2 separate regions of the Homo sapiens genome follow, and region 1 is linked to region 2. A link is an interaction called in ENCODE POLR2A ChIA-PET data of the cell type or tissue named here. Cell type or tissue: GM12878. All regions are shown on one strand. Each heading gives the region's core, and the rest is flanking DNA. Links, peaks and the distances in the headings are about the cores only. Region 1 overlaps EPS8 (EGFR pathway substrate 8, signaling adaptor). Region 2 overlaps LOC102724146 (a long non-coding RNA gene).

The links. Peaks named below come from ENCODE experiments on the same cell type or tissue, not always from the same donor. Only the 100,000 strongest peaks of a DNase experiment are listed, where the experiment ranks them.
Region 1: POLR2A ChIA-PET joins it to region 2 with 5 read pairs; 2 of 35 experiments call an interaction of 5 or more read pairs at or near these places.

What each region holds. Positions count from the first base shown.
Region 1 is chr12:15,747,762-15,763,401 of GRCh38, reverse strand. All of the region lies in intron 1 of EPS8 (EGFR pathway substrate 8, signaling adaptor), which reads left to right. Among named protein-coding and RNA genes, the nearest start is that of EPS8, 34 kb to the left of the region's middle. In GM12878, for the core only: no CTCF peak of the experiment used is centred there; no DNase peak of the experiment used is centred there.
Region 2 is chr12:15,855,961-15,871,600 of GRCh38, reverse strand. All of the region lies in intron 2 of LOC102724146 (a long non-coding RNA gene), which reads left to right. Among named protein-coding and RNA genes, the nearest start is that of STRAP, 19 kb to the left of the region's middle. In GM12878, for the core only: no CTCF peak of the experiment used is centred there; a DNase peak (open chromatin) is centred at 7,450.

The DNA.
Region 1 (15,640 bases), core at 6,314-11,313, 110 kb after region 2:
CTCCATTTATTTTGGAATTGACCCACATGTGCCATCTTTTAGGGTTGTTGAATATTGTATTCCTTATTTCATTGCCTTGCTTTGCATTTTTATTTATTTTTTACCAACTTGGAAAGTTTAATGTTTGAACCCAGTCAGATATCACTATTAAGCATTAGCATACACACTCATTTTCCCTCCTATCCAGGTATGATTATAGTCTGTCTTAGGAAAAAAAACAACAACAAGCAACTCCTATCTATTTTAAAATATAAGCCTGTATGAGTAATACTAACTGTAATCTTTTATTTAATGTTTTCTTTTTAAATTATGTATTTTTGCTTTTTGTGGGTATATAAAAGGTGTATATGTTTATGGGGGTACATGAGATGTTTTGATACAGGCATGTAACACATAATAATCACATCATGGAAAATGGGCTATCTATTCCTCAAGCATTTACCCTTTGTGTTACAAACAATCCAATTATACTATTTTAGCTATTTTAAAAATAGCTGTAACCACTATGCAGAATAGTACAATTAAATTATTATTGACTATAGTCACCCTGTTGTGCTATCAAATACTAGGTCTTATTCTTTTTAACTATTTTTTAATACTCATTAACCATATCCCCACTTCACCTTCCCAGCCTCTGGTAACCATCCTTCTATACTCTCTCTCCATGAGTTCAATTGTTTTTATTTCTAGATTCTGCAAATAAATGAGAACATATGATGTTTTTCTGTGCCTGGCTTATTTCACTTAACGTAATGACTTCCAGTTCCACCTGTATTGTTGCAAATGACAGGATTCATTTTATGAATAGTACTCCATTGTGTATAAGTACCACATTTACTTTATCCATTCATCTGTTGATGGACACTTAGGTTGCTTCCAAATCTTGGTGATTGTAAACAGTGCTGCAACAAATATGGGAGTGCAGATATCCCTTTGATATACTGATTTCCTTTCTTTTGGGTCTATACCTAGCAGCGCGATTGCTGGATCATAATGTAGCTCTCCTTTTAGTTTTTTGAGGCACCGCCAAACTGTTCTGCATAGCGGTTGCAGTAATTTACATCGCCACCAACAGTGTATGAGGGTTCCCTTTTCTCTACATCCTTGTCGGCATTTGTTATTGTCTGTCTTTTGGATAAAAGCCATCTTAACTAGCATGAGATGATATCTTATTGTAGTTTTAATTTGCATTTCTCTGATGATCAGTGATGTTGAGCACCTTTTCGTATGCCTGTTTGCCATTTGTATGTCTTCCTTTGAGAAATTTCTATTCAAATATTTTGCCCATTTTTTGAATGGATTATTAGATGTTTTCTTGTAGAGTTGTTTGAGCTCTATATATATTCTGATTATTAATCTCTTTTCAGATGGATAGTTTGCAAATATATTTTCTCTGATTCTGTGGGTTGTCTCTTCACTTTGTTGTTTCATTTGCTATTCAGAAGGTTTTTAACTTGATATGATCCCATTTGTCCCTTTTCGTTTTGGTTGCCTGTTCTCGTGAGGTATTACTCAAGAAATTTTCACCTAGTTCAGTGTCCTGGAGAGTTTCCCCAATGTTTTCTTGTAGTAGTTTCATAGTTTGAGGTCTTAGATTGAAGTCTTTAATCTATTTAGCTTTGATTTTTGGATGTGGCGAGAGATAGGGGTCTAGTTTCCTTCTTCTGGATATGGATATCCAGTTTTCCCAGCGCCATTTATTGAAGAGTCTGTCTTTTCCCCAGTGTATGTTCTTGGCACCTTTGTTGAAAATGAGTCGACTGTAGATGTGTGGATTTGTTTCTGGGTTCTCTATTCTTTTCTATTGGTCTATGTGTCTGTTTTTATTCCAGTTCCATGCCTTTTTGGTTACTATAGCTCCATAGTATAATTTGAAATCAGGTAATGTGATTCTTCCAGTTTTGTTCTTTTTGATTAGGATAGCTTTGGGTATACTGGGTCTTTTGTGGGTCCATATAAATTTTAGGATTGTTTTTTCTATTTCTGTGAAGAATGTCATGGATATTTTGACAGGGATTTCATTGAATCTGTAGATTGCTTTGGGAAGTATGGAAATTTTAACAATATTGATTCTTTCAATCCATGAACATAGAATATTTTCCATTTTTTGGTGTCCTCTTGAATTTCTTTCATCAGTGTTTTATAGTTTTCATGATAGAGATTCTTCACTTCTTTAGTTAATTCCTAGGTATTTAATTTTATGTGTGGCTGTTGTAAATGGGATTACTTTTTTTTTCTTTTTCAGATTGTTGTCTGTTGGCATGTAGAAATGCTACTGATTTTTGTAATTTGATTATATATACTGCAACTTTAATGAATTTATCAGTTTTAATAGTTTTTGATGTGGTGTCTTTAGGTTTTTCCAAATATAAGATCATATCATCTGCAGACAAGGATAATTTGGGTTTTTCTTTTCCAATTTGGATGCCCTTTCTTTCTTTCTCTTGTCTGATTGCTCTAGCTAGGAGTACTGCATTGAATAATAATGGTGAAAGTGGGCATACTTCCTGTGTGCCAGATCTTAGAGGAAAGGCTTATCAGGTTTTCCCCATTCAATATGATACTAGTTGTGGGACTGTCATATATGGCTTTTATTATGTTAAGGTATATTCTTTCTGTTCCCAGCTTTTTGAGGGTTTTTATCATGAAGGGATGTTAAATTTAATCAAATGCATTTTTGGCATCAATTGATATGATTATATGGTTTTTGTCCTTCATTCTGTTGATGGGATGTGTCACATTGATGGATTTGTTTATGTTGAACCATTCTTGTATTGGTGGGATTTATCCCACCTGGTTATGATGAATGATCTTTTAAAGGTATTATTGAATTCGGTTTGCTGGTATTTGTTTGAGGATTTGTGCATCAATATTTATTGGAGATATGGCTCATAGTTTCCCTTTTTGGTATGTCTTTGGTTCTGTTATCAGGGTAATACTGGGCTTATAGAATGAGTTTGGAAGTATTACCCTCTCCTCTATGTTTTCAGAATAGTTTGAGTAGGATTCGTATTAATTCTTCTTTAAATGTTTTGTAGAATTTAGCAGTGAAGCCATTGGGTCTTGGGCTTTTATTTTACTGGGAGATTTTTTATTACACCTTCAATTTTATTACTTATTTTTGGTCTGTTCAGGTTTTGGATTTCTTCATAGTTCAATCTTAGTAGGTTGTGTGTGTCTAGGAATTTGTCCATTTCTTCTAGATTTTCCAGTTTATTGGCATATAGTTGCTCTTAGTAGCCACTAATGATCCTTTGAATTTCTGTGGTATCAGCTGTAATGTCTACTTTTTCATCTCTGATTTTATTTACTTAGATCTTTCTTTCTTTCTTAGTATGGCTAAAGGTTCATCAATTTTGTTTATTTAGAAAACCAACTTTTAGTTTCATTGATTTTTTTTATATTTTCTTCTTTTTAATTTCTCTTATTTCTGCTCTGATCTTTATCATTTCCTTTTTTCTATGAATTTTGGGTTTGGTTTGCTCTTGCTTTTCTAGTTCTTTAAGATGCATTGTTGGGTTATTTGAAGTTTTTCTTCTTTTTTGATGTAGGCACTTATAGCTATAAACTTTCCTGTTAGTACTGCTTTTGCTGTTTCACATAGGTTTTGGTATGTTGTGTTTCCATTATCATTTGTTTCAAGAAATTCTTCAATTTCCTTCTTAGTTTCTTCATTGACCCAGTGGTCATTCGTGAGCATATTGTTTAATTTCCTTGTACTAGTATATTTTCCAAAATTTCTCTTGTTATTGATTTCTAGTTTTATTCCTTTGTGGTCAGGGAAGATGCTTGATACTATTTCAAGTTTTCTGAATGTTTAGACACTTGTTTTGTGACCTAACATATGGTCTATCTGTAACCATAATTTTATAATGAAAACACAATTGGAATTCTGTTTTTCCTACTGAAGTTTAAGAGACTGAAGACTTTTTAGTGTATAAAGGTTTAATTTGTCAGTGCTAGTATCTTTCTTAATGGATAAATATTAAATACAGTAGATGGTCATTATAATTTTTTTATTGCATAAAATTAGTTGTGTTGAATCAGATCAAAATTATGGAAGTATAGCTAATTGTTGCCTTCAAAGCATAATATACATTTATTTGGCAAGAAACTATTCAGCTTCCCAATTGAATTAATAGATGTTCCTTTTAAAATTAGTCAGTTAATCAAAACATGTTTTTTGAGGCATTTTTAGTGTATTATAGCACTCTGTTGGCAATTATGAAATCCAAAAGAAAACATAGGGGATATAACAATACCATATTATGAAATATTAACACATAAGCTAATTTTGATAATATGGTTTATATAAGAAGTATTGGAGAAGGGAGAAAGTTTAATTCCCCTGCATCTTTTAATTAAAAAATTTTAAAAAAAAATCTGTAGAAGAATCCAGAATCCAGGCTGGAGTGCATTGAATAGTACAGTGAACATATATGCTTCCTCCCCATTCACTGATTATTAGCATTTTACAGTATTTGAATGTGTTCTTCCCTGCCCCCTTGTATACATGTATGTATATTTCCCTGCCTCCAACCATTTGTTAGTAGGCCGCAGACATTAAGGCACTTCATCACTGATTATATATCTCCTAAGAACAAGGACATTCTCCTACATAACCACTATATCACTTTCATACTGAAAAAATTTAGCACTCATTGAATATTATCAGCTATACAGTCTATTTTCAAATTTCTGCAATCATATGAAAATTGCCTTCATAGCTCTTTTGTTTGTTTAAGCTAGGATCTAATCAAGGCCAATGTGTTGCGTTTAGTTATCTTGTCTCTGACAGGCCTTCTTTAATCTGTACCAGTGCTGTACAGTATGGTAGCCACTAGCCACATGTGAAATTGAAATTGATTAAACTTTAATTCAGTTCCTTACATACCAGCAACATTTCAAGTGCTCAATGGTCATATGTGGCTAATGGATACTCTGTTGAACAGCACGACCATGGAAAGTTCTATTGGAGAGATCTGGAATGTACCCCACCTCTTTTTGTCTTTGTGAAATTGATTTTTTGGAGTTCAGGCCAGTTGTCTTGTTGAATGTTCTACGTTATAGATTTGTCTTGTTTCTTCATGATTAGATTCAGGTTGTGGCAGATTGTATCTTTCAAAACTAGCTACACTAAGATACTTGGCCTATCTCACATCCTTTTTAAAAATGTGACTGACATTCCTGCAGCTGAGAGGTGGGGTCTTTGCTCTCCTTGGATGTGGACAAGGGCATGTGACTGACAGGTGACCAATGAAGTAAGGTAGAAGTCATGCTATGTGACTTAAGACTGGCTCACTCTTTCCTGGTATGCTGGCACTGGGGACTTAGTCATCACACTGTGAGGAAGCCTAGGCGGTGTGAAGATGTTACACAACTCCAGCTAAGGTCTCAAGCTGACAGTGAATAGGCCTTCAGATGATTCCAACCGCTGGCTTTTGAGTTTTCCAGTTGAGTAGGCATGAGGAGCAGATAGCTGTTCCAGCTGAGATCTGTCAGAATTCTTGATGCAAAGAAACTGTGAGAGCTAGTACCTTACGCTATTGTTCTTCTAAGCTGCTAAGTTTTGAGGAATTTATTACAGAGCAGTAAATAACTAATGCACAGGTTAAACAGTATTACAAGAGTACTGCATAAATGATGGTCTGCATTTCCTGTTGCATCACATTAGGGGGCATGTAATGTCAGTGTGACTTGTTACTGATGAGGCTTGATCACTTAAGTGGTGGCCACTTCATCTTTTTCTTTTTCTTTTTCTTTTTTTTTTCTTCAGACGGAGTCTCGCTCTGTTGCCAGGCTGGAGTGCAGTGGCGCGATCTCAACTCACTGCAACTTCTGGCTCCTGGGTTCAAGCGATTCTCCTGCCTCAGCCTCCTGAGCAACTGGGATTACAGGCATGCGCCACCACGCCTAGCTAATTTTTGTATTTTTTAGTAGAGATGAGGTTTCACCGTGTTGGCCAGGATGGTCTCGATCTCCTGACTTTGTGATCTGCCCACCTCAGCCTCCCAAAGTTCTGGGATTCCAGGTGTGAGCCACTGTGCCTGGCCCATCTCTTCATCTTAAATAAATACCTTTACCTCTTTGTTATTAATATGCAATCTGAAGGAAAGTTTAATTTTGGATAGAATCAGCTTCCACCAAGTTTCTTGTCAAGAACATTTCACTCTACACCACTGTTTTGAGGGTATTTAAAATGGTAACAATTTTAGAAATCATTTTATTCAGTCTCTCCATTTTGTAGCTTGATTTAATAAATATTTCTAGGTTTCTATTACAGTTACTAGGGACATAAAATTTATGAGATATGATCATTATCCACTTGGAGCTTATGGATGAAAACTAACATGAATGGCATTTAAGGGGTGTAGATTGGGTAATACTTAATTTGTATTTCAAGATGATTCAACTGAAAGGTTTTTATTTTCCAAAAGACTAAAATGATGTTATTATGATGACTGTAGACTCTAGTCTCCCAAGGCTGGTCAATGCTGTTTTCTGAATTATTTTCTTATCACACAGAATTAAAAGAAAACACATTTTAAGTGCACTCTTATGTTAGACGTTCTGTTAGTCCTGTAGTTTAGGGGTTTGACTGTATCTTTTTCTGAAGATAGAAATATATGTGTTTTAAAATATAGATCTGTCATGTTCCAAATTTCTTCCTACGTAAATAAGAAATAGTGAGCTAAATGAATGTCTGTGAAGTGAAGGCTGTCAGGATACTGTTGTATGATTTTTGAAAAAATATAAGGTACAATGTATTAACGAAGTATGCTAGTATCTAATATATTGTCCTAAATAGTTGTTGATTGGGTAAATTCTATATAGATGAACCATGCTTTTTAATACTGGTTGCATGCTTATGAAAAAAAGTGGATCAAAGGTAACTATATAGAGCCTTTAAAGTTTTTCTGCCAATATGAAACCATAGTTTTCTTATTGTGTTTGTTTATTTGGTTCTGATATAAGAATAATTAAGAAATACATTTTTCATTTGTTTTTGGTTTGATACTGGCAAATTTACTTATATTTTTCTGTCCCAAATTCTATTTGAATTTCTTGGTAGAACATATAATTGAAGACAAAGAAGAAATATGTCCATTTATTTCATTGTTATCTCTTTCTGGTAGAACCCTGTTGTCTAGACTACTTTGCTAATGTGGTCAGACTCATGATACTTAATTTCTTTGTAGGCTCTACAGTTTCACCTGTTACTTGCTGCTAGACTGAATATTTAGCAACATTTTTTCCTAAGTAACTGGCTACAGGAAAAACTCCATAAATGATTGAATAAATCAATCAACAGTTTAGTAAGTTAAGTCAGACTACAACTGTTGCCAAGTAAAATGGTGTTATATCTTTATACAGAGGGAAGATGTGATTAGAGCTGCTTCAGAATTATAGGAAGATATAAGAGTAATCCTATCTAGGTGGGGAAGGAGCAATCAAAATACAAATCAGTTCTGGAAAGTGTACAATTCTGAGAGGCAAGTTGCGATAGGAAGCTCTGTATGTTTAACTCTGGGAGGGTGAGATAAAGGTGAAAGAATATAGAATTATTTAAGAAATGGAGCAAAACTACAGAGTAAAGAGTTAATGTAGGGACAGGAAGGAATCATTGGGGGAAGACTTTTGAATGGCAGCAGACAGGAAGGGACGAGGGTGGAGAGAAAGCTAAATTTTTGAGTGGAGGTGTGGGTTTGGGTACTTAGGATAAAGAGACCAGTTTAAGGATTTGCCGAGGAGGGAACCCATAGAAAGAGATCACTGCTTCAGGTGGTTCCAAGATGAATACTTTCTTTTTTTGGATACATTTAGTGCTTTACATTTGCTTTTTGTGCTAAATCCTTTACTAAGTTTATCATTTCATGCAATACCTGCAACAACCCAGTGACAACATCTTTATTTTACATATGAAAGAAACAGGCTCAGAGAGATTGCTCGAAAATCAGTGGTCCTTCTGAGATGTCAGAAGCTCATCTTGGTGGGAAAGGGGGAAAGCCAGAGTTTCAGGAGTTCAGCTTACCTTGCCCCTTTTCTCCTCCAACAACAGTATCTCAGTTTTAATCTGTTGAATATATAGGTTTTGCATGTAAGATTTCATGTCAAGAAAAAAGCAAAGGCTGGGTGCAGCAGCTCATGTCTGTAATCTCAAGATGAATACTTTCAAGTGTCAAGGAGAACTTGATTTTCCAACAACTTGAAAACAGAAGGAATTGGCTGATAGACTGCAGAGGCTCTGAAAGTGTGCCTCTAGATGAGTGATGTCATCTATACTCACCTTTGGTAGATGTAATCTGTATTCAGCTTCTCTCCTGACATCTCTAACCACTAGGATCAAGCTGACCTGACCACTGGACAGCATTCTGGGTATGCGCACATCAGGCCAAGGTGGTATCTTGATTTGCAGTCGCAAGGTTTAGGCTTCAGAGGGGAAGCAGCACTGCTTCCCTTTCTACCTTGGAGAAGTGGAGTAGAAAGTAACCAGGTGGCAGAAATGCCCAGGGAGCTTAATGATTGCATTGGCCTTGTCACATCACAATATCACAGCACACATTGCTCAGCCAGTCCACATTCCTGTCTCTAACACTTGGGGGAAAAAGAGAGCTAATATTGTTGTTCTAATTTTGTAAGCTAATATGGTAGAGACTTTTTTGTTGGTTTCTTTCACAAATTTCATTCACATTTTTAGTGAAATCTTGTGGACTATTTACTTGGAACACATGAAGTTGGGTGTTCAAAGAAGGAAAAATAATTTCCAATTATGGAAAAAGGGTTTGAGAGTTCTCTGGATCTCTTTATCTATGGTGGCGTATATGACTGTTGCTCTGTTTGGACAGGGTCTAAGGATGAATAGCTATTCACTTATTCCTCACTTGCTTTCAAGCCATGCCAACTACTAAATCCTCAGATCAGCTACTAAATAAAACAAGAATATGTTATTATGTGACTCATCCTTCTTGTTTTTCCCCCTGTATTTCAAATTTAAAATGGTGTCGTGTGAAGAGATTCAAGATTTCCATTCCTGCTTTTCCCTTTCCTGCCAAGCTCATGACCTCTGCCAGCTCCATCTTTTCCTTCCTCTGCTTACAGTTTTGGTTTGAGTTCTGGATTCTTGGAGTTTATAGAACAAGAGTCATTTAAACTCTTTTTTTTTTTTTTCCAAATGGAACAAGTGTCTTAATTGAGGTCAGGCCAACACTTAGTGTGACAGAATCTTCTCCTCACCTTCCTTGGGACAGAGAGAATTCATGCCAAGGAGAATGGTGTGAAACTGTGAACCCAAAGAGTGTCCATTGGGATAAAGCTGATGCCCAGTTGGAGGCACAGCACAGTGACTGTTTTGCCAGGCTCTGTTGTTCTGTTTGGTCCCAAGCCAGATGGTGGCCTGGTGGGTGAACCATTGGCTCTGGCCTTTCTTTCACCTCCTCAGGTATAAGATGAAATACCCAGCTGTCCCTTTCCTTGCATGAGTGACCCTCTGGAAACAGTAATTGCCCTCATTGTTACTTAATGTTTACATGATTTTGTTTAAATTTGGCTTTTAAAAAATATGGTTTATTGGTAGTATGAAAGTATCAAATTAATAAAATTCAGGAGTGGAATTTATTTAACACCATATTCGAGTTTAAACAGAGCTTCTGGAGTGAGCATGAGAGAGGAAGTGGGCAGATTTGAATGAGATTGAACGAGTATAGTTCATGTATTATATATATCATTATTTTGATCACTAGAAATACGTTCAAGATGTGCTTGCATTAGAGTTTTTATTACGTGTTATCTTTTAGCCACTTTGTAACATACATAAGATGGAAATGAGCATCCAAGGTCTCCCTCAAATGGAAATATATCCACTGAATCTGATGCGACTTATGCTTTTGTCCCTGGATTGTACTGTAGTATTAGTTATGCCTTATCTGTATAATGGTAAAAGCAATAGCATTTACAGGTCTTACGATTTGTCCAGTCTCAACTGTAGTAGGAGCTATTTGAAGCTATCAAGAAGGAATTCTGAAAAAGACACAAAGACCTTGTCATTCTACAGAGCTTCATCGAGATCTTCCATTTTCATACCAGCTTTGATTTCTATGATTATGATGCATTACTAGTAGCATTCTTACAATTTTACTTAATTTTGGCTTTATTAAAAAATCTTTTTAAAAGTAACAAGAAACATCTCGGAATTTTCTTGATAATGTTTCGGAGACACATAAATGTTTCTAAACAAAGCAAAATTACTTTGGCATGTTGCAGGGGACAGGGGTGGTAGGGGTGGTGCATGTCTTCCTGCTGTGGCCCTGTCCAGAGTCTCTTGTTCAGCCCTGGATTTGCAGCTCAAAGAGATATCCTAATTTCTGAAGGATCTAGTTGCTGCCTGAGTCACATTTCTTTAAGCCACAGAGCTATAAATAAATGATGGTTATCCCACAATTGCCCCTTTTACCATAATGTAACTGAAATGATGCAACTAATATTGTTGATGTTGTTAGGAAAGTAATGGTTCTTGCCTTGCCTTTCTCATAGGATTTTATGATAATGCAATGAGATAGTGGATTCAAAGGTATTTTTAAGGTGTTATGTGACTGATAAATATAAAGAGGCATTACAATTATTACTGTTATTACAATTAATTTTCCTACTATTTTTATCATGACCAACATCATCATTATTAATATCTTCACTGTCGGGGTATAACTTCTCAGGCCCATCTCCTCTACCTCCTGAGCAGGAGAAGGGAAATCATACCCATTGGTTATTACAATTATAAAGACTTTTTTTTCTCAGATAATTTGGGGGCTCAATATAATGTTTCTGACTCTGGGCCCCTGAATTTCTTTTAATTCCATTGCTGGGAATATTTCACTCCTGCTAAAAGGCTCAACTTAGGCTAGAGGGGCCAGCTCTTTAGGGGAATTTATTTTTATTTTTTTTGTTTTTGTTTTTTTTTTGAGATGGAGTCTTGCTCTGTCGCCCAGGCTAGGGTGCAGTGGCATGATCTCAGCTCACTGCAAGCTCCGCCTCGCGGGTTCACGCCATTCTCCTGCCTTAGCCTCCCTTGTAGCTGGGACTACAGGCACCCGCCACCACACCTGGCTAATTTTTTGTATTTTTAGTAGAAACGGGGTTTCACCATGTTAGCCAGGATGGTCTCGATCTCCTGACCTCGTGATCCGCCTGCCTCGGCCTCCCAAAGTGCTGGGATTACAGGCGTGAGCCACCACGCCCGGCCTAGGGGAATTTTAATAGCTCTAATTAGGAGCTGCTTTCTTGATATCAAGTACCATTGCTAATGATTCTGTATTAACTTTGTGTCTCAGTCTGATAACTGGCCTTCTGTCTTGCTTGTATGATGAAATTCTCAACTATACCTCAAATCCAGTCACTGATTTCCTGTATTGGCACTTTGCCTTGGCCTTAGAAACCTGCCCAGAATCTCTTAATCCTCCTTGATTTTCTACACTTTTCTGGCTCTCCACCTCCCCCACGCCCATGCCTACACACATGCCAGATTTAACTCCTGCTTGAGTCTCAGTGTATTTTATCATGTAAGGGAGACTTCATCAGAAGTCTAGTTAACGTCTAACATGTTGTCTGAGCTATGGTGTAAGTAGAGTATGGTAAGAAGGATACTAAGGAGGAGGGAAAGTATAGAGGAGGGAGGGAGGAGAGAGCGAAATGGCATGAACATAGCATAAAAGTACAAGGGACGGGTATATTCTTTCATTCACTAGGTTGTGACCTTTGTAAAGGCAAAAAATCTTGCCCCCTTTTTTTACTGCTATGTCCCTAGTGTCTGAAACTGCCCAGTATTGAATCTGTCCATTAAATATTTGTTGAATAAGTGTTTGTGGAGGCACACTAATTGACCGGTTTGTCTGGAGGACACTTGAATGTGAGCTTTTTAGGACTGGGATCATTGTGGCCTTGTTTATTGCTATAGTGCCATATAGTTTTGGCAAAATGAATGAATAAATGTTGGGATCAGTGGCGTTGAGGCTAGAAGGCAGAAATTGATAATGTGGATTCTTTTTTTTGTTGAGATGGAGTCTCACTCTGTCGCCCAGGCTGGAGTGCAGTGGCGTGATCTCAGCTCACTGCAGCCTTTATCTCCCAGGTTCAAGCGATTCTCCTGCCTCAGCCTTGCTAGTAGCTGGGATTACAGGCACACACCACTACGTGTGGCTAATTTTTATATTTTTAGTAGAGACAGAGTTTCACTATGTTGGCCTGGCTGGTCTCGAACTCCTGACCTCAAGTGATCCGCCTGCCTCGTCCTCCCAAAGAGCTGGGATTTACAGGCATGTGCCACCAAGCCTGGTGATAATGTGGATTCTTGAATGCTGAACTAAGGATTTGGTCCTTATTGTGACAAGGAGAGAAACAGTGTCCTTCTGATCTTAACATTTACTTTTACTGTCTAATGTACTAAGAATTTTGTTCTTGCAATGTACTGTAATTTGAGCCGAAGGGTTCAGAAAGAAAATCCTTTTGATACTAAAAAAAGAAGGGATATTTTTACATAAGATGCTTCTTTTTGAGTTAATATAAATCCAGAATCTTAATTGGTAGATATGTTTCTAAAACATGGTCTTTAAAAATTGCTTATATGGATAGTCAACATGTTTACACACAACAATGCTGTAAGTATGTTTCTATTCAGTATCATATAAATAATAGCTATGGTTTCAAGTACTCAGCAAAGTGATGAAAAGCATCCACTGTTTTCATTCTCACTGGTCTACTTTGGCATCCTGTGGTTGGTGTTGAGCAGTTGTTCACTGCTTGAGGCTCCTTGAATCTGGGAACCAGAGTGAATATTTCCAGGTGTCAGATTCATCTCTTCATCTACCTGTACTTCTGGACTCTAACATTGTCCATATTAGACCATAAAGATGTATACTTTTCAAACACTATGATTCTGGAAAATGAAACCTATCTAGAGTACAACCCAAATGCTCAAATTGAGTGGGGGGAGTTTATCTTGATAGACATATGTAAAGGAATTTCTTTTTTAGGTTTTTATCTTCACTGAGTGATTGGACTGCTTATGGGATCAAAGCATCTTGGATTGCAATAAACATTGTTTCATGTAAATAGGAGAATTTTTTTGTGTGTGTGCATGTGCATGTATGTCTGCCATAGGATGTAGTGTAAAGCCAAGCTTGCTTGTCAGGGACAATTGCTTTGTTAGCTATGAACTAAAACTGGAGTTGGAATTAGGGCAGGGCCGTGGCAAACACTCACTGAGCACTGGAGTGGCAGGTGTATCCTCTACAGGGTGGGAGATCGTTGTCACTCTTGGCTCCCCGTTTTCTTCTTATCTTCATCCAAGCACCCGGCAGGTTTAGAGAGATAGAGTCCAATTCTGGAGGCAGTTGTCCTCAGCAGGGAGAAACAGAGGAAAGTTATCTGAAATCTTAGACAAAAGGAACAAAAGGCAGTGGGCTTTTAGGTTTCTGAAGTGTAACTATTCTACAGAAGGAGATTCGTTTTTCTTAGATGAATTACTATAGTCTACTAGATTTTGTTTACATAAGGAACTGATTTATTTTGGGCTTACTGGTGTGTGGAAGCACAACTAATATTCCCTAACTAATGTTAGAAAACAGAAAATAAAGAAGAAAATATCTATAATCTCAACATGTAATCACTTAATTTTATATTTGATTTTAATGAACAATGCAATATGAAGATATTATGAACAATATGATATATGTTGTTTTGATTAGGTTAATTTTTCTTCCTACCACTACCACTATCATAATGGTTATTGTCATCATCAAGTATTTATTGAGTCCCTTCTCTGAGTGAGGCATAGTCGCAGCCAGAGTGAAGAAGATAAACAAAAGGCGTGTGTTTTCTTGTAAGGAGATTATTTTCTATTTTGGACTGAACATATATCTTGGAAACAAATTACAATAAATGATTTATTCATTAGGCAAATGATTATTGAGCTCTATTATGTGCAGGCCCTTTGCTTAGCATTTGAGAAATAATGTTGAACAAGACATTCCTGCTCTTGAGTATACTGTGCAGGGTAAGTGATAGACAAGCAAATAAGAATTTCAATAAATTATAATGCATGAATTGTCAATGAAATGCCACAGACAGCGAGTGCTATAAAAGGATATTATATTAAAAGATATATTGAAAAACCTATTGGACAGTGTTGGAAACCAGAATAAATTTTTTTTTAATTACTTGTTTCCTATATTGGCCCTTAGTGAGAGCCTAAGGCATAATCTTAAATAGTCAGGTAATCAATACATTTTATGACAAATTAAGGTAATATAGTTCAACAGTATTACATTTAGCTCTTCCAAAAGAACACTAGGATGGATCTTGACAAAAATAGTTAAAAGGGCCTTAAGTTCTCTCTAGCATCAGTTGTCTCAGTATTTGCTTTTGCTGGAGTTTAACATTAACATTTGACAAGTACATAAAGTGCTGATGTTCTATGGTATGAAAGGAAGAGAAGACTATACGTTTTATATTCTGGATTAGCAAGTGTCAAAGTTAGCATTCCATTATGAAAATTAGGAAACCAGATAGGCTTTTTTTGGTGAGGCGGGGCTAGGCAATGGATGTTTTCGCCCTTTCAGGAGGATATGTGAATAAAAGAGAAAAAGCTTAGATCTGTTATACATTGGATATTCTGTCTTTACCTGACATAAAACTTGTTGCAGAATAGAATTTTCTATCTAGAGTTATTCCATTTTAAACTAACTGGGCATATTTTCTTTTCTTTATATCAGATGAAAGGAATGAAAGCTACGTGTTTATACTTTATTTGAGTTGTTCAGATCCAGAGTGAAAAATACCAAGGGAGCTGTGGAATTTCTCTCCCTGGAGATCTTTAAGAAAAGGTGTAGGTATTCAGACACTTAATTCACTGAAATTGTTTCTGTAGAGTTTTGTGTGTCCTACTTTAAAAAAAAACAAGATGTGTAAAAACCCAGACTTAGAAAATTGATATTATTGAGGATAATTCTTTCCTTTCTAATCCTCATCACTTTAGTTTTCCTACTAGGTGAATTTATTTGGTAATAGATGAATACTTAAAATTGGTGAGCATTTGACTTAAGAATATTACTTCATAATATTTTAATTGATATTTGTGAAGAATTTCGAAGTTTTCAAAACATTTTACATTATTATATCATTTGCTTCTCAGTGATCTTATGCAGTAGACAAGGTTGGTATTATGATTATTTCCCATTTTGCTGTTAAGGAATCTGAGGATAAGAGGCTCTGAGATTTGACTGTGGGTTATTAAGTTGCGGGGCTTGGCACAGACCTTTTGATAGCAAATTCTCTGCCTTTTTTGCATGCATGAGGCATTACTTTTTTTTGTTTTGTTTTTGTTTTTGATTTTGAGATGGAGTCTTGCTCTGTTGCCAAGGCTGGAGTGCAGTGGTGTGATCTCGGCTCACTGCAATCTCCGCCTCCCGGGTTCAAGCGATTCTCCTGCCTCAGACTCCCGAGTAGCTGGGACTACAGGTGCCTGCCACCACGTCCGGCTAATTCTTTGTATTTTTAGTAGAGACGGGGTTTCACCGTGTTAGCCAGGATGGTCTCGATCTCCTGACCTCGTGATCCGCCCACCTCGGCCTCCCAAAGTGCTGGGATTACA
Region 2 (15,640 bases), core at 5,203-10,202:
GGAAATTAAACAACATACTTTTTTTTTTTCAAGATAGAGTCTTGCTCTGTTGCCCAGGCTAGAGTGCAGTGGCATGATCTCGGCTCACTGCAACTTCCGCCCCCTGGGTTCAAGAAATTCTCCTGCCTCAGCCTCCCAAGTAGCTGGGATTACAGGTGCCCACCACCATGCCCAGCTAATCTTTGTACTTTTAGTAGAGACAGCGTTTCACTATGTTGGCCAGGCTGGTCTCGAACTCCTGACCTCATGATCCGCCCGACTCACCCTCCCAAAGTGTTGGGATTACAGGCGTGAGCCACTGCGCCTGGCTACAGCACACTTTTAAACAACCAATAGATCAAAGAAGAAATCACAATGGAAATTAGAAAATACTTAGAGACAAATGAAAACAAGAACAGAACATACCAAAACTTATGGGACACAGTGAAAACAGTGCTAAAGGAAAAATTAATAGCTATAAATTCTTGTGTTAAAAAGAATGATCTCAAGTAAACAACCTATCTTTTACAACTCAAGGAACTAGAAAAAAAGAACAAATAAACCTAAACCTAGCAGAGGGAGGAAATAATATAAAGATTAGAGTAGAGATAAATGAAATAAAGAATAGAAAAATAATAGAGAAAAACAATGAACACAAAGTTGGTTTTTTGAAAAGATTAACAAAACTGAAAAACCTTCCGCTAGATGGACTAAGAAATAAAATAGAGAAGACTAAAATTACTAAAATTAGAAATGAGAGTGTGGACAGATCTGGCCAGGCGCGGTGGCTCATGCCTGTAATCCCAGCACTTTGGGAGGCCAAGGCAGGCGGATCACGAGGTCAGGAGATTGAGACCATCCTGGCTAACACGGTGAAACCCTGTCTCTACTAAAAATACAAAAAAAATTAGCCGGGCATGGTGGCAGGTGCCTGTAGTCCCAAGTTACTCAGGAGGCTGAGGCAGGAGAATGGCGTGAACCCAGGAGGCAGAGCATGCAGTGAGCCAAGATCATGCCGCTGCACTCCATCCTGGGTGACAGAGTGAGACTCCGTCTCAAAAAAAATAAAAAAAGAAAAAAGAAAGTGTGGACAGATCTACTGATTCTACAGAAATAAAGGTAATATACTGTGAACAATTGCACACTAATAAATTGAATAACCTAGATAAAATGAACACATTCCTAGAAACGTAAGACCTTCCTAGATTAAACCATGAAGAAATAGAAAATCTGAATAGACCTATAACTAGTAAGGAGGTTGAACCATTAATCAAATACCTTCCAACGACAACAAAAAAGCCCTGGGCCTGCTGACTTCACTGGTGAATTCTACCAAACATTTTATGAAGCACTAATCCCAATTCTTCTCAAAGTTTTCCAAAAAAATTGAAGAGAAGAAAGAATTCCTAACTCGTTCTGTGAGGCCAAAATCATCCTAATACCAAAGTAAGAGACACCAAAAGAAAATAAAACTATAGACCAATATTCCTTGTGGTCACTGATGGAAAAATTCTCAACAAAATACTAGCAAACCAAATCCAGTAGCTTATTAAAGAATTAAGCTCCATTTTAAATGGAATTTATTCCTGGCTTATAAGGATGGTTCAGTATACACACCATGAATAATGTAATACACTACATTAACAGAACAAAGGAAAATTACCACGTGATTATCTCAACTGATGCAAAAAGCATTTGACAAAACTCAAAACACTTTCATGATGAAAAAAAACTCAATAAACTAAGAATAGAAGGAAACTATCTCAATGCAATAAAAACCATATATGGAAAAAACCACAGTAAACATCATACTCAACTAAAATATAGACCAGTACAATAGAATACAGAGCCAGAAGCAAACTCTTGCATCTATAGTCCAATGATTTTTGACAAAGGGACCAAGAGAATTCAATGGGTGAAAGGACAGGCTCCTCAACAAATGAACCTGGGGAAGCTGGATAGCCACATGCTGGATATAACACCAGAGACACAGACAACAAAAGAAAAAAAAAAAAAACAGATAAATTGGGCTTCATGCAAATTTTAGAAATTTACGCATGAAAAAACATTATCAACGGAGTAAAAAGGCAACCCACAGAACAGGAGAAAATACTTGCAAATCATTTATATGATAAAAGATTGCTGTCCTGAATATACAGAGAACTCCTAAAAGAATATATATAGAACTCAACAAAAGAAACCAAACAACCAGATTTAAAAAACAGGCAAAAGTATTGAATAGATGTTTCTCCCAAGAAGATACAAAAATGACCAAGAATATGAGGGCCGAGTGCAGTGGCTCACACCTGTAATCCTAGCACTTTGTGAGGCCAAGGCAGGTGGATCATTTGAGACCAGGAATTCAAGACCAGCCTGGGCAACACAGTGAGAACTCATCTCTAAAAATGTAAAATTATTAGCCGGGCGTGGTGTAGTCCCAGCTACTCAGGCGGCTGAGGCATAAGGATTTTAAGTCCAGGAGTTGGAGGCCATAGTGAGCTCTGATCGTCCCAGTGCACTCCAGCCTGGTGACAGAGTGAGACTCAGTCTCAAAAAAAAAAAAGGAAAAAGAAAGGTGCTCAATGTTACTAATCATTTGGGAAATGCAAATCAAGTCAAAATTACAGTGAGATACCAGCTCATACTCATTTGATGACTACTATCAAAAAAACAAAAAATAACAAGTGTTTAACCCTTCGCCTATTTGTATGTTTAATCATTCATACATTGAAGGACATCTGGGTTGTTTCCAGTTTTTTGTTGTTGTTGTTGTTATGAATGGAACAGCTATGAACATTCAAATACAGGTTTCTGTGTGAACATAAATTTTCATTTCCCCTGATAAATGCCAAGAATGCAATGGCTATGTCATGTGGTACTTGTATGTTTTTTTAATTTTTATTTTTTTATTTTTTTAATTTTTTAATTGTTTATTTGTTCCATCGCCCAGACTGTAGTACAGTGGCCCAATCTTGGCTCACTGCAACCTCCGTTTCCTTGGTTCAAGTGATTCTTGTGTCTCAGCCTCCGGAGCAGCTGGGACTACAGGACCCTGCCACCATGCCTGGCTAATTTTTTGTATTTTTAGTAGAGACAGGATTTCACCATGTTGGTCAGGCTGGTCTTGAACTCCTGACCTCAAGCCATCCCAAAGTGCTGCGATTACAGGTTTGAGCCACCACACCCGGCCAGATGTTTGTTTTTTAAAAGAAACCACCAAACTTTTTCCAGAGTGGTTGCACCATTTTATATTCCCACCAGCAATGTATAAACAATCCACTTTCTCTGCATCCTCACCAGCATTTGGCGATGTCACTATTTTAGCCATTTTGATTGGTATACAGTGATATCTCACTGTGGTTTTTAATTGAATTTCCCTAATGGTTACTCATACTGAACATCTTTTTGTTTGCTTATTTGCCATTTGAATAACCTTTTGAGGGAAATCGCTGTTCATTCCTTTTGCTCTTTTCCTAATTATTTGGTTTTCTACTGTTGAATTTTGAGAGTTTGTCATATATTCTAGATACAAGTCCCTTGTCAGATATGTGATTTGCAAATATTTTCTCCTAGGATGTAGCTTGTCTTCTCTTCCTCTTAGCAGTGTTTCACAGAGAAAAAAGAAATTGATGAAATGCCATTTGTCCATTTTCCCTGCTATGAATTGTGCTTTTGGTGTCAGGTCTACGAACTCTACCTTACCCTGTATCATGTTTTTTTCCCTGACAGTGTTATGGTTTTTTGTTTTACATCTAAGGCCATGATTCATTTTGAGTTAACATATGTATAATGTGTGAGGTTTGTTCCATGTTCATTTTTTGCCTGTGGATGTCCAATTGCTGCAGCATCGTTTATTGAAAAAAACAATCCTCCTTTCATTAAATTGCTATTGTATCTTTAAAAAAAAGAATCAATTGGGGCTGGGCGCAATGGCTCATGCCTGTAATCCCAGCACTTTGGGAGGCCAGGGCGGGTGGATCACGAAGTCAGGAGATCGAGACCATCCTGGCTAACATGGTGAAACCCCGTCTCTACTAAAAATACAAAAAATTAGCCAGGCGTGGTGGCAGGCGCCTGTAGTCCCAGTTACTTGGGAGGCTGAGGCAGGAGAATCACTTGAACCAGGGAGGCAGAGGTTGCAGTGAGCCAGGATTGTGCCACTGCACTCCAGCCTGGGAGACAGAGCGAGACTCCATCTAAAAATTAAAATTAAAATTAAAAAAAATCAATTGGGCATATTTGTGTGGGTCTGTTTCTAAACTCTCTGTCTGGTTCCACTGATGTAAGTGTTTATCTCTCCACCAATATCACACTGTTTTGATTATTGTAGCTCTCTAGTATGTCATAATATCGGGTAGTGTGTACTCCTCCCGTTTATTCTTCTATAACATTTTGTAGATCAGTATTCTCAACAGGTATTATTCACATATTCAAAATAACTCCTTAATAATAGTAATAAAAACAAAACAAATATTTTGAAAATTATTAGTAGAGGAAGGACAAATCACTTTCATTATCTAAGCTACAAAAATAATATTATATAGTTGCATTTTAAATACTTGATCGTAACAATTATGTCTCTTTTCAAATTTTTTCCTGATTAATTTCTCACTGATAACAAAGACACCATTGGCATTTTATTTTTCATTGGCATATTAGGTGTATTCTGTGGGATTCCAAATACTAAGCAAAACTATGTAATAGCATTAATAATCCCTGTTGATAATAACTTAAAACGTTAAACATAGGCACGTAACAAAACTCAGGTTTACCCGCTCACAGCTCAAAAGCCAAACTTGAGAGATAAGAGTTGTTGGGAGAAAAAGCAGGTTTATTCAGGAGCCGACAACCTGAGGAGATGGTGGACTCATGTCACAAAGATCATCTCAAGTTTCTCAGGCTAGTTAGAGAGTTTTTATGGGAAGCAGGGATATGGACTATGCACAAGAGTTTACTATGTGAGGGGTAGTATGTCTGGTCTTGATGACTATCTTGAGCAGTGGGCCAGCTGGTGGTCTAGCTGGTGTCTGGTTGATTGCAACAAGAATATAGATGAACTACACACAGATGAAATACTTCCTGGGGTGAAACATTCCACAACCTTGATTTCATGCTTAGTTTTTCAAGGCCCGTTCCTGGAGTTCTTTAAGCAATGCATGTAAGTTAAGCGTTATTAAAAGCTCAGCATAGAAAGAAGTGAGGGGGAAGAAAAACAAAGAATAATAATTGTTTTTCTAAATGGGGTGGTAGTTTTAGTTACAGGCATTCATCTTCAAAAGAAATGAAACCAATTGGAAACCAATATAGGTTTAAGATTAAAAAATTAAAATTTTATTGAACAGTTTTTAAATTCTGAGTTTAAGACCTTTAAATTAAAAATGACGTATGCATTTTATTCCCCATGATTATTTGATTTTCTCAGTCCCTTAGGAATGGCTTAATTCATTTCTTTTTTTATTTTGGAGTATTACTTTCTCTCCTCTCCTCAAAAGCAGTGTTACTGCTTCCCAGATAAGAAAGAATACAATATCCACCAAACAATTACAACAGAAGTACAGAATCCATCTGGAGTATAATAACAAGACTAAAACAATATAGCAACTATCACTGTAAAAAGGACTTTGGGTGAAGGTCATCAATAGATGCCTAATCTAGAGGGATGATAAGTATGATAAGAGTAAATAATTACTATACAGGGGAGAAAATATACAACATCTTGACCAGGTGTTGGCAGAAAATTTTCCATGGATCCCCACTATTTCTGCAAATCTCATGAGCAGAAACATGCTGCATTTGGTTCTGGATTCCCTTTTAAATAATGTTTTTATTGCAAACAGCTTTAGAAGATAGACAGCTTCTCCCTCCATAGGAAAACAAAATAATGTTTATTGTTCATTATAAAACATTTGAGTTCCCTAAGCTCAAGGTCTTTCTTCTGTAATGCAACCCACTGCATATGTGGCTACTCATCAGAACCTATTTGTATTATCCCTGTGGAACTTGGGGACATTGAGAATAGATGTAAATATGCTGCTTCTCATGCTTCCAGCAGCACCATGAATAATAATATCCTTTGTGTCTGACTCAAGAAGTCAGACCAGCATCTTTCACCAGCATCAGTGAAATGTGGCAGGTTAGGTTTGTTAGCTTGCAAGTAGGGTAAAATCTCAGACCTTTCACAGTGCTTGACAACAGGATCAAAATTGACATCACCCATGAGGGATAGACTTTGCATGCTTCCAAATACTTTGAGAAGGATACAATATCACTTACAAAGTATCTGACCAGGGCTGCATAACTAAAATCTGATTACAAGGAATCATCAGGCAAACCAAAACTGAAAAACAGTTTCTTTCTTTCTTTTTTTTTTTTTTGAGACAGGGTCTTGCTTTGTTGCCCAGGCTGAAGTGTAGTGGTGCAATCACGGCTTACTACAACCTCTGTCTCCTGGGCTCGAGCGATCCTCCCATCTCAGCCTCCCAAGTAGCTGGAACTACAGATGTGCACCACCATGCCTGGCTAATTTTTGTATTTTTTGTAGAGACGGGGATTTTCACCATGTTGCCTAGGCTGGTCTTGAATTCCTGGCTCAAGCAATCTGTCCACTTTGGCCTCCCAAAGTGCTGTGATTACAGGCGTGAGCCACTGCGTCTGGCCTGAAAAACATTTTCTAAACTGACCAGTATTCTTCAAAAATGGCAATATCATGAAAGATTCTTTTAAAGTCTAGAAAACTGTTTCTGAATGAAGAAGAATACAAAGGCATGGCAATTAAATGAAATATATGATCCTAGACTAGATCCTGTGCTGGAGGGAAAAATGCTATACAGGACATTATTGGGACATTGACAAAATTAGAATATGGATTTTAGATTAAAGTATTGTATTAGTATTATGTTTCCTGAATTTGATAACTAGATTATAATCATGAGGAGAATGTTTTTGTACTTAAGAAAAATACATAGTATAAGGAGATATAAAAGCATGATGCATGAAGCCTAATCCAAAATGGTTCAGGAAAAATGAATTATGTTTTTATATGTGTATATATACATCTATACAAAGATAGGTGATAAATAATAAAGCAAATGTGAAAAATTTTAAAAATTGGAAAATGAATATGTGAATGTTCTTTGTTCTATTCTTGCAACTTTCCTATAATTTCAAATTATAGCAAAATAAGTTTTTTTAATACATGTGGAATCTATAGGATTGTATAAAACAGTCCTTTACTTCTTCCCTACTGTTGCTTATCAGTTCATTCAGATGCCGTTAAGTAAGCATCAGGAACTCTGTCCTCTTTTGTTTCCCTTTTTAGAGATGAGGTCTCGCTACATTGCCCATGTTTGCCCCAAACTCCTGGACTCAAATGAGCCTCTTGCCTCAGCCTCCCAAGTAGCTGTGGTTTCCCTTTTTATCCTTCCCTCCCCACACAACTCACTGTTTTAAAACCACATTGCCCATCTCTTATGGTCCACCTTCCTCTTTTTAATCTTTGGCACAAGTAGCTAACGCTTTCATTTTCGACAGTTTCTCCTCCATCGAGCTGCACCAAACTCCTAGTACTTTGCAAACTCTATCATTGTTGACTCAGAGCAAATGACCACTTAATATTTTTTTTAAAATGTAGTAGATACGGTCAAGTTGCCATCCTAATTTATGTCTATGCACACCTTTGCCAGTATTGTGTGTAAACTTTACCAATCTGTCAGTGGGAAATATGTCATTATTCAAATTTTATTTGCATTTGTAGTTATTAATGGTGTTGAACATTTTCATGTTTATTAGCTGTTGGTATTTTGTCATTTGTTGTAGGGGTTCAGTCAGGATGGTGGGAAAAATTGTAAAATAAACACAAACCTTCTTGGAAGACCAGAAGGTTTTTGCAAAAGCCTGGGGATAGAGTTATGGCTGAAGGCAGCCTAATCCTCTTTGAGCTATAGCATGAGTAATTAACATAGGAATGTAGAGAAGTCTATCTAAATAGCTTGTTTTGACCATCCGCGGGTGCGTGATTACTCCGGGGGAGTGCGGAGTTCCAGCAACCGCAAAGGTAATTACCTTCTAGTGGTGTTTACTTGAGACTTTTGTCATTTTATGTATGCTGAATAAATGCGGGCAGGGCCAGTGAGTGGAGAGCCTGGCTGCTACTCTTTACAACACTCTCCTTGGAGTCTGTAGTGGCCCAGATGCTCAGCTGGACTGACAAACATAATATCTGTGTCACTGTACATCATTCATCCGTCGTGGGGTCAGGGTCTGTGGGATGGACTCCCGCAATTTGTGAAATACCTTCTCATTCAGTCTTTTGACCTCTTTTAATATTGCCTTTAGGCATTTTTTAAAGAAAAATCTAACCTAGTCTGGTAGTGGGTGCCATTTAATGAGGAAGAAGGATGAGATATAATCTGCCAGCTGAAGAATAAGAAAAAGAGCTTTCCAGACAGATACTGCTCTATGTTGGGAAGGTATCTGACAAGTTTGAGGGACAGAAGGATGGGAAAGGTAAGCAAGGGTGAGTGAAAGAAGACAAGGATAAATATTACCCAGGACTTCACAGGCCAAGTTCAGAATACTAGACTTTAACCTTTGTGCAACTGGAAGCAGTAGATGACACAATCAGATTTATTTTGTTAAAACAGAACTTTGGCTGCTGCATAAAGAATGGGAATGGGAGCAGATACCAGGACAGCAGTTAGAAGTTTATTATATAATTGAGGCCAGAGATGACGGAGGCAACAATGGAGATTGTCACATTGGATTATTCAAATGTGGTTAGCAGGAAGAATTTATAGCACGATTAATGAAGGTTAGGAGAGGAAGGGAAAGGAATTTGTCAACCGATGCCTCGATTTCTCATCTAAACAACTTGATAATAGTGTTGCTATTTAACAACAGGGGACACTGAAAGAAGAGCAGTTTTGGGGAAGAATATTATACATTCAGTTTGGGACATGTTGAGTTTATGATGTGTGTAACGCATGTATAGATGATGAATAGGCTATTGGATGTCAGGTACAAACTTGGAAGAGAAGTCTGCACATTCAGGAAACTCTCTTTTCATTGTTAAATGTCACATGTGCTGCAGGTATTGTCCCAGTTCCTCTTTTGACTTGCTTTATTTTTTTATTTTTATTTTTATTTTGAGATGGAGTCTCACTCTTACGCCCAGGCTGGAGTGCAGTGGCACAATCTGGGCTCATTGTAGCCTCTGCTTCCTGGGTTCAGGCGATTCTCCTGCCTCAGCCTCCCGATTAGCTGGGATTACAGGCATGCACCACCAAGCCCAGCTAATTTTTGTATTTTTAGTAGAGACGGGGTTTCACCATGTTGGCCAGGCTAGTCTCGAACTCCTGACCTCAGGTGATCAACCTGCCTCAGCCTCCCAAAGTGCTAGGATTACAGGTGTGAGCCACTGCATCTTATCATGACTTGCTTTATTATGTTTCTAATCATACAGATGTTTTACTTGATATGGTGTGGTACAATTTGTCAATATTTTTCTTTGGGGCTTCCAGATTTTATGTCATGCTTAGAAAGGTGTTTCATACTCTTACATTATAAAAATATTAATCCATGCTTTTTAAAGTAACTTTGTGGGTTTTTTTAAATATCTAAATCTTTGATGTATATGTATTTATGTAACAGGCCAATCTTTTGCATATATGCAAGACATATAATGCAGGACAAAATAAAAAAATCAGTACTTGGAGGCACTGACAAACAACTAAAACCAGGGCAACTGTAGAGGAGAATGTACACTGGAAGAAGGAAAGGGCATTGGGCGATTTTCCCACTTTTATGACTCCTGGCCTAAAGGTAGACCACACTCACTGCCTGGTAGCATGGCAAAAACTCAGATAGAAAATCTACATTTTACCAGCTTAAAGACCCAGAGGTCATCATTCAGGAAAACCACAGCAACTAGGAAATGAGGAGACACATCTTGGAACCGAGATTCACAGAGACAAAACACTCTAAATACTGTGTACAAAGTCTGCCAACACCATGTGGGTGACTCCTGACCTACAAATGCATTGTTCAGACTACACAACCCAGCCAAGGTTAAATGACTTTATGGATTTGTGCTGCTGCCCACTGTTGAAATGAGAGTTGAGAGTTTCTTGCTTTAACAAAATATTAATAAGTAAAAGAATTTCAAAGAATTTAGAGACTCCAGAATCTCTAACTATATGATTTACAAGTTCCAGTATAAAATCCAAAATTACCGTCCATGTGAAGCAACTGAAAAATATGAAGAATCCTGAAGAGAAAATCAATACAGAACTACCCAGAGACAACCCAGATACTGGAATTAGCAGACAAGACTACTTAAAATAGTTATTACAGCTCTGCTTATAAACATAAAATATGCTCATGAATGAACAAAAACAAAATCTTCAGCAATGCAACAGAAATTATTAAAAGGAACCAAATGGAAATTATAAAACTGAAAAAATACAATAGCTGAATTAAAAACTCACTGGATGTGTCTGTTGAGTCTTCTGAGAAACAAACACCAAGAAGGAATTAGAAACACAAGAAACAGATGCAATGGGCAAAAGACCTGTGAATGATGAGGAGGAAGGGTGGGCAGGATTAAGCAGGGAGAACTTAAGGCCACAATACTGGTCTGACATTTGTGAGAGGAGAGAGGGAAAGATGGAGGACTGGGTAGAATGAGACCAGGACTGCAATGCAAATCTGAACAAGTCTTGTCCAGGGAACTACCTTGCACACTTCACTTCTGCTCACATTTCATTGTTGACAATGCACAAAGAGAAAAATTTCAGCAGAACAATTTCTAAATACGTAAATACATGGCCATACATGTAGACACAAAAAGGGCTAGAAAATATAGTTTAGCTGTGCATCTGTGTGCTCAGGAAGATAAGGAGAGTAAGTTTGAAAGGCTCAGGCACAGTTACCACAGTTACCTATTTTCACCTGCTTTTCTCTTTTTAAGTTACACCTTTTCCACTGCACTCCATCTGCTTTTTCCATTCTGTTGACTCTGTTTTGAGTCAGTTGTCTCTCAGTGCTTCAAATGTAGTTTTCACATAGAATAATTTTTTTAAACTCTGGTTTCTCTACTTAACTCTGTCAGCTACTATTGCATCTCCAGGTGTATTCACATAATTTTTTTTACAATTTTAATTTAATTTAAAAAACATTTAAATTTTTTTGTCTCATAATTTCCCCTTTTTTTTGAGTGTAGGAATATTTTTGCATAAACATTTCACTGTTTTTTTTCAGTAGTTCTTTATGTCTCTTACATTTATGTTTCTATTACTTACCTTTAAATGGTGAGAGTTCTATTGAGTTAGTCTGTTATTTGTGCAAGAACAGTATAAGTGTATTCTTTTTATTTTCCTCCCTCTTCTATTGCCCTTTGTTTTGGCTATATCCCTAGAACTTTAACTAGAGGAATGAATATCAAATTATTATTTTGGTGTGAAATTAGCAGCATATGGGGTGGGAGATCCCAAGTTATATGCCAAGTGAAGAGAACACAGAGATCTACCATGGATACTTTAGGTATTGCTTCTACCTGAACGTTTTAGACAAAAGTCAGTTGTCATGGTTTTGTGGATGGAGATATAGTTTGGTAGGCTAACTCCATCTTCCACCACGATCACCCACACTTTTCTGAGAGGAAATAGTACATTATCAGAATTAATCCATTTGAGGCTGGCAACATTTTCTCAAATGATTCACACAGAGTAATTTCAAACTAAACTGATGGTTCCAGTCATATGGACATGTTCAGGAAAAAGCCAGAAGATTCGTTTTCAGGAATTCCAGCATTATTATTTTCTAAGGAATGGGGTCAAAGCCACATTAATAGGAAAATTATAACCCCCTCATATGATGCTAGATTGTGTTGTCTTGGAAAGAAAATTAAGACTCATGATGGTGAGTTGCCCTTTTCCTTAGATAAATCAGGTAGAAAATGGCAGCAGCCTTCACTGATTAAGAGACCAATCTGGAATCAGAGCCCTCACTACCTTTACCCCACTTACAACACCAGAACCCACAGTATTCCCTTGCCAAACTCCTGTGTTTCTCTGGCAATATGCAGACCAAGGAAAACTGAAGAAAATACGTGGGGACCCTAGATGGTGGAGGATTGCATAGGGTCTGCAGGAGGAAGGTCAGGATTTGAACAGATAGAGTTCAGAAACAAGGGACAACTATATGAAAGCCTAAATCCGAGGACTTTCCGTGCTTCTTCTCTCTCTTGTGTGGTATAAGAAAAAGAATGAGATAAAGTCGTCACAACTCCTGGGTTCTTGTATTTTGCAATCACTGGGAATGCTTACTTAACTTTTCTATAAAAATAACTGCTTAAATTGCCACTATAGTTCAATGTTTATTTAGTCTGGAAACATGGAGTGGTGGTCCTTAGAAAGGCTGCCAGGCCAAATTAGTGCTGAGAGGGCACGTTTTATTCATAGTGGCCCTCCAGGGTCTAATCAGGAGACAGAAAATATACCAGTTATTTGAATAGAAACAGCTTAATATAAACAATAGTTATATAGCTATGAAGGTGTTAACTATGAAATGGTAAAAAGAGAACTCTAACAAATCATGGAAAAAGCAACTTCAGGAAGCAAGTATCACACTCAAGCCTGAGGGATCAAAGAGAGCAAGGAGAAAAACTTGAAACAGAAAAGGGCACTGTGGTCCTGAAACCCCAGCCTCCCAGGAGCAGACACCAGCTAGTTGATACTGGTGTCAGTGGTGGCGGTTGAAGTGGCTGGTGGTGGTCCTGAGGCTGGTTCTGCAAGTGGTGAAAAAGTGCAACCTGGATTCTGCTGCTGCTACAGAAAAAAATGCTACAGGAGTTAAAAAAAAAAAAAACGACCAAAAAACACAACAAACAAACAACAACAACAACAACAACAAAAACTGCAGCAGGAATAGTTTTTAATAGAACCACAAGCAGATGGGAAGCCATAAAGCAGCAAACAGGAAAAAGCTGTCCCTCCTTCCTCTCCAGCTTTGCAGTCCTCCTCTCGAGCCCCCTGCTGGAAGACCCTACCACAGAACAGCCTGGGGAAGCAAAAATGAAGTTTGGTAGAGTTCTCACCACACCATCACAAAGAGAGTAGGGTGGAGCTAACAGACAATATCTGGCACAAGGATTTAAAACAGGGCAACAGAAAATATGTCTAAAAGTGTTTGTGCCATTGATGATGCATCTAAAGGAAAATGGTAGCTTCTTAATGAACACACGTTCCTTGCCTCCCAAACACTTAGCTAATCAGCTCTCTTTCCTGTCAACGCCGCCATTTACCAAGGCACTATTAGAGAATAATCCTTGAATCTTTTATTTTTTCATACCTTGTGCTCAATTAATTAGCAACTTGTGTCAGTTCTGCCACTTAACTTGTACACGTTCAGTCACTAACCCAATTTAAGCACACATCATTTTTCACATAGTCTAAAGCAACACCCTTCTAAATGGTATTTCTGTCTCTAGTTTCATCTCCCTTTAGTGAATCTCAACCCTAGCAGCATAATAGTATCATCTGAGAAACTTTTAAAGTATCTCATTTCCAAGGACCCTGATTTAATTTGTTTGGACTGAGGTCTAGGGATTAGCACTTTTAAAGCTCCTTGGGCAGTTCTAAAGTGCAGCCAGCTTTGACAGCTATTATTTTAGTCTATCCTCCCCATTAGTGTCAAATCATTTTATTATTTTTTTGTGGTGTGCAAATCCAGTAACCTTGGTTCATTACCCAGAATTCCTCAATAATTATCCATATAAACATACAATGTAGATAAATGACAAGCCCGTGGTTCTTCTTGGTCAGTGTTCCACATACCTCTCCAACGCCTGTTAATTCTCCTCCCAGCCACTCTCACTGAACTGGAAGTTTCCAACTTCATTTTCCAACAGCATTGAGCTACTTGCAATTTCCTGAACAAAGGATACTGTCACCTATTCATGCATATGCATATTTTATTCTCTCCCAGGAAAAGAACCTCTCTCAAATGACAGCAAACTTGAAACATAGTTTAAAAAAAAAACATAATGTACTGGTAATGTTTTTAAAGCACTGTTCAAAACTAAATACTTCTTATGATATCAATTATATGAAAAGAATGTGAATACATAGAAAAAAAGTTGCAGGAAATTTATTAAAATGTTCATTGTGGGGCCGGGCACGGTGGCTCATGCCTGTAATCCCAGCACTTTGGGAGGCCAAGGTCAAGAGATCGACTAACTGGCTAACACGGTAAAAACCTGTCTCTACTAAAAATACAAAAATTAGCTGGGCGTGGTGGTGCACACCTGTAGTCCAAGCTACTTGGGAGGCTGAAGCAGGAGAATCACTTGAACCCGGGAGGCGGAGGTTGCAGTGAGTCAAGATCGTGCCACTGCACTCCAGCTTGGGTGACACAGCGAGACTCCATCTCAAAAAAAAAATGTTCATTTTGATTGTCTCTAGGTGGTGGAGTTATAGATTTTGTTTCCTTCTCTATACTTTTCTGTAGTTTAGAAATACATGATATATAAAAATGTATATTTTCCACAATGTTATATATTACACTTCTAAAGAGAAAGAATATGTAACATTGAGAAAAATCATTTACATATTTAAAAAACCACCACATGTACCTCTATATCTTATTTGATACTTGAATTAAGATAGAAGTGTTTGGTTAATAAAATAGGATAGTGGGCTTAGGCAGGAGGATGGCCTCAGGCCAGGAGTTCGATATCAGCCCAGGCAACAGTGAGATCCAGTCTCCATAGAAATTAAAAAAAAAATAGCCGGGCGTTGTGGCACTCACCTGTAGTCCTAGCTAGTTGGGAGGCTGAGATGGGAGGCCGAGGTGGAAAGAAAGACAACTTGGCCTGGGAAGTCGAGGCTGCAGTGAGATGTGCTCGCTCCACTGTATTCCAGCATGGGTGACAGAACGAAATCCTGCCTCTAAGATACAAAAAAAAAAAAAAAAGTTAGCAGGGAATACTAACATACTAACATTTATTTGCTTAAACAAGTTTTTTATACCTGTCCTACACAAAAATGCACTTTTCCTTCAGCCACCAGATGGCAATCTCTTCCCATGTATTGTTCCATTTACAACTTGCTGAAGCACCCTTTCAGGGATTGTGCATAATTTACATAAATATTTTTAATTTTCAACTAGCAAATTAAAATATTTATATTTAGAGCATATTTTAATACACATTAAGAAAATTATGAGTTTTAATTATTTAAAAATCAATTTTCTTATAAACACCTCATGTAGTATCATCTCAAGCAATTCTATCCCACAGGAATTATTCAGTCTAACTGGTGTTGTTGAAGGAAAAGCAAACTGCCATCCTCCTTCCATGTATGCCAACTAACTCCACATTGGCAGAGACCTAAGAATTGGCATTCGTAGTGGGGGAAGGGAGTCAAATTGAACCAAGCTTCCCAAGCTCAGAGCCTGGTAGGAGAGGGATATTCCTGTGGGGAATGTCCTGGTGGCACATATTCTAAATGATTCTAAAATCTTGCCTGCAATAATGTATTCAGGAATATTAATGAATATTCCTAAGAGTTTAGAGGATAATGGCTCTTCCAGCAATATTTTTCTTAAATGGCCATTTTGCACCACTGTTTTTATTTAGGGTATTAGAGGCATCAAAGAAATCTCA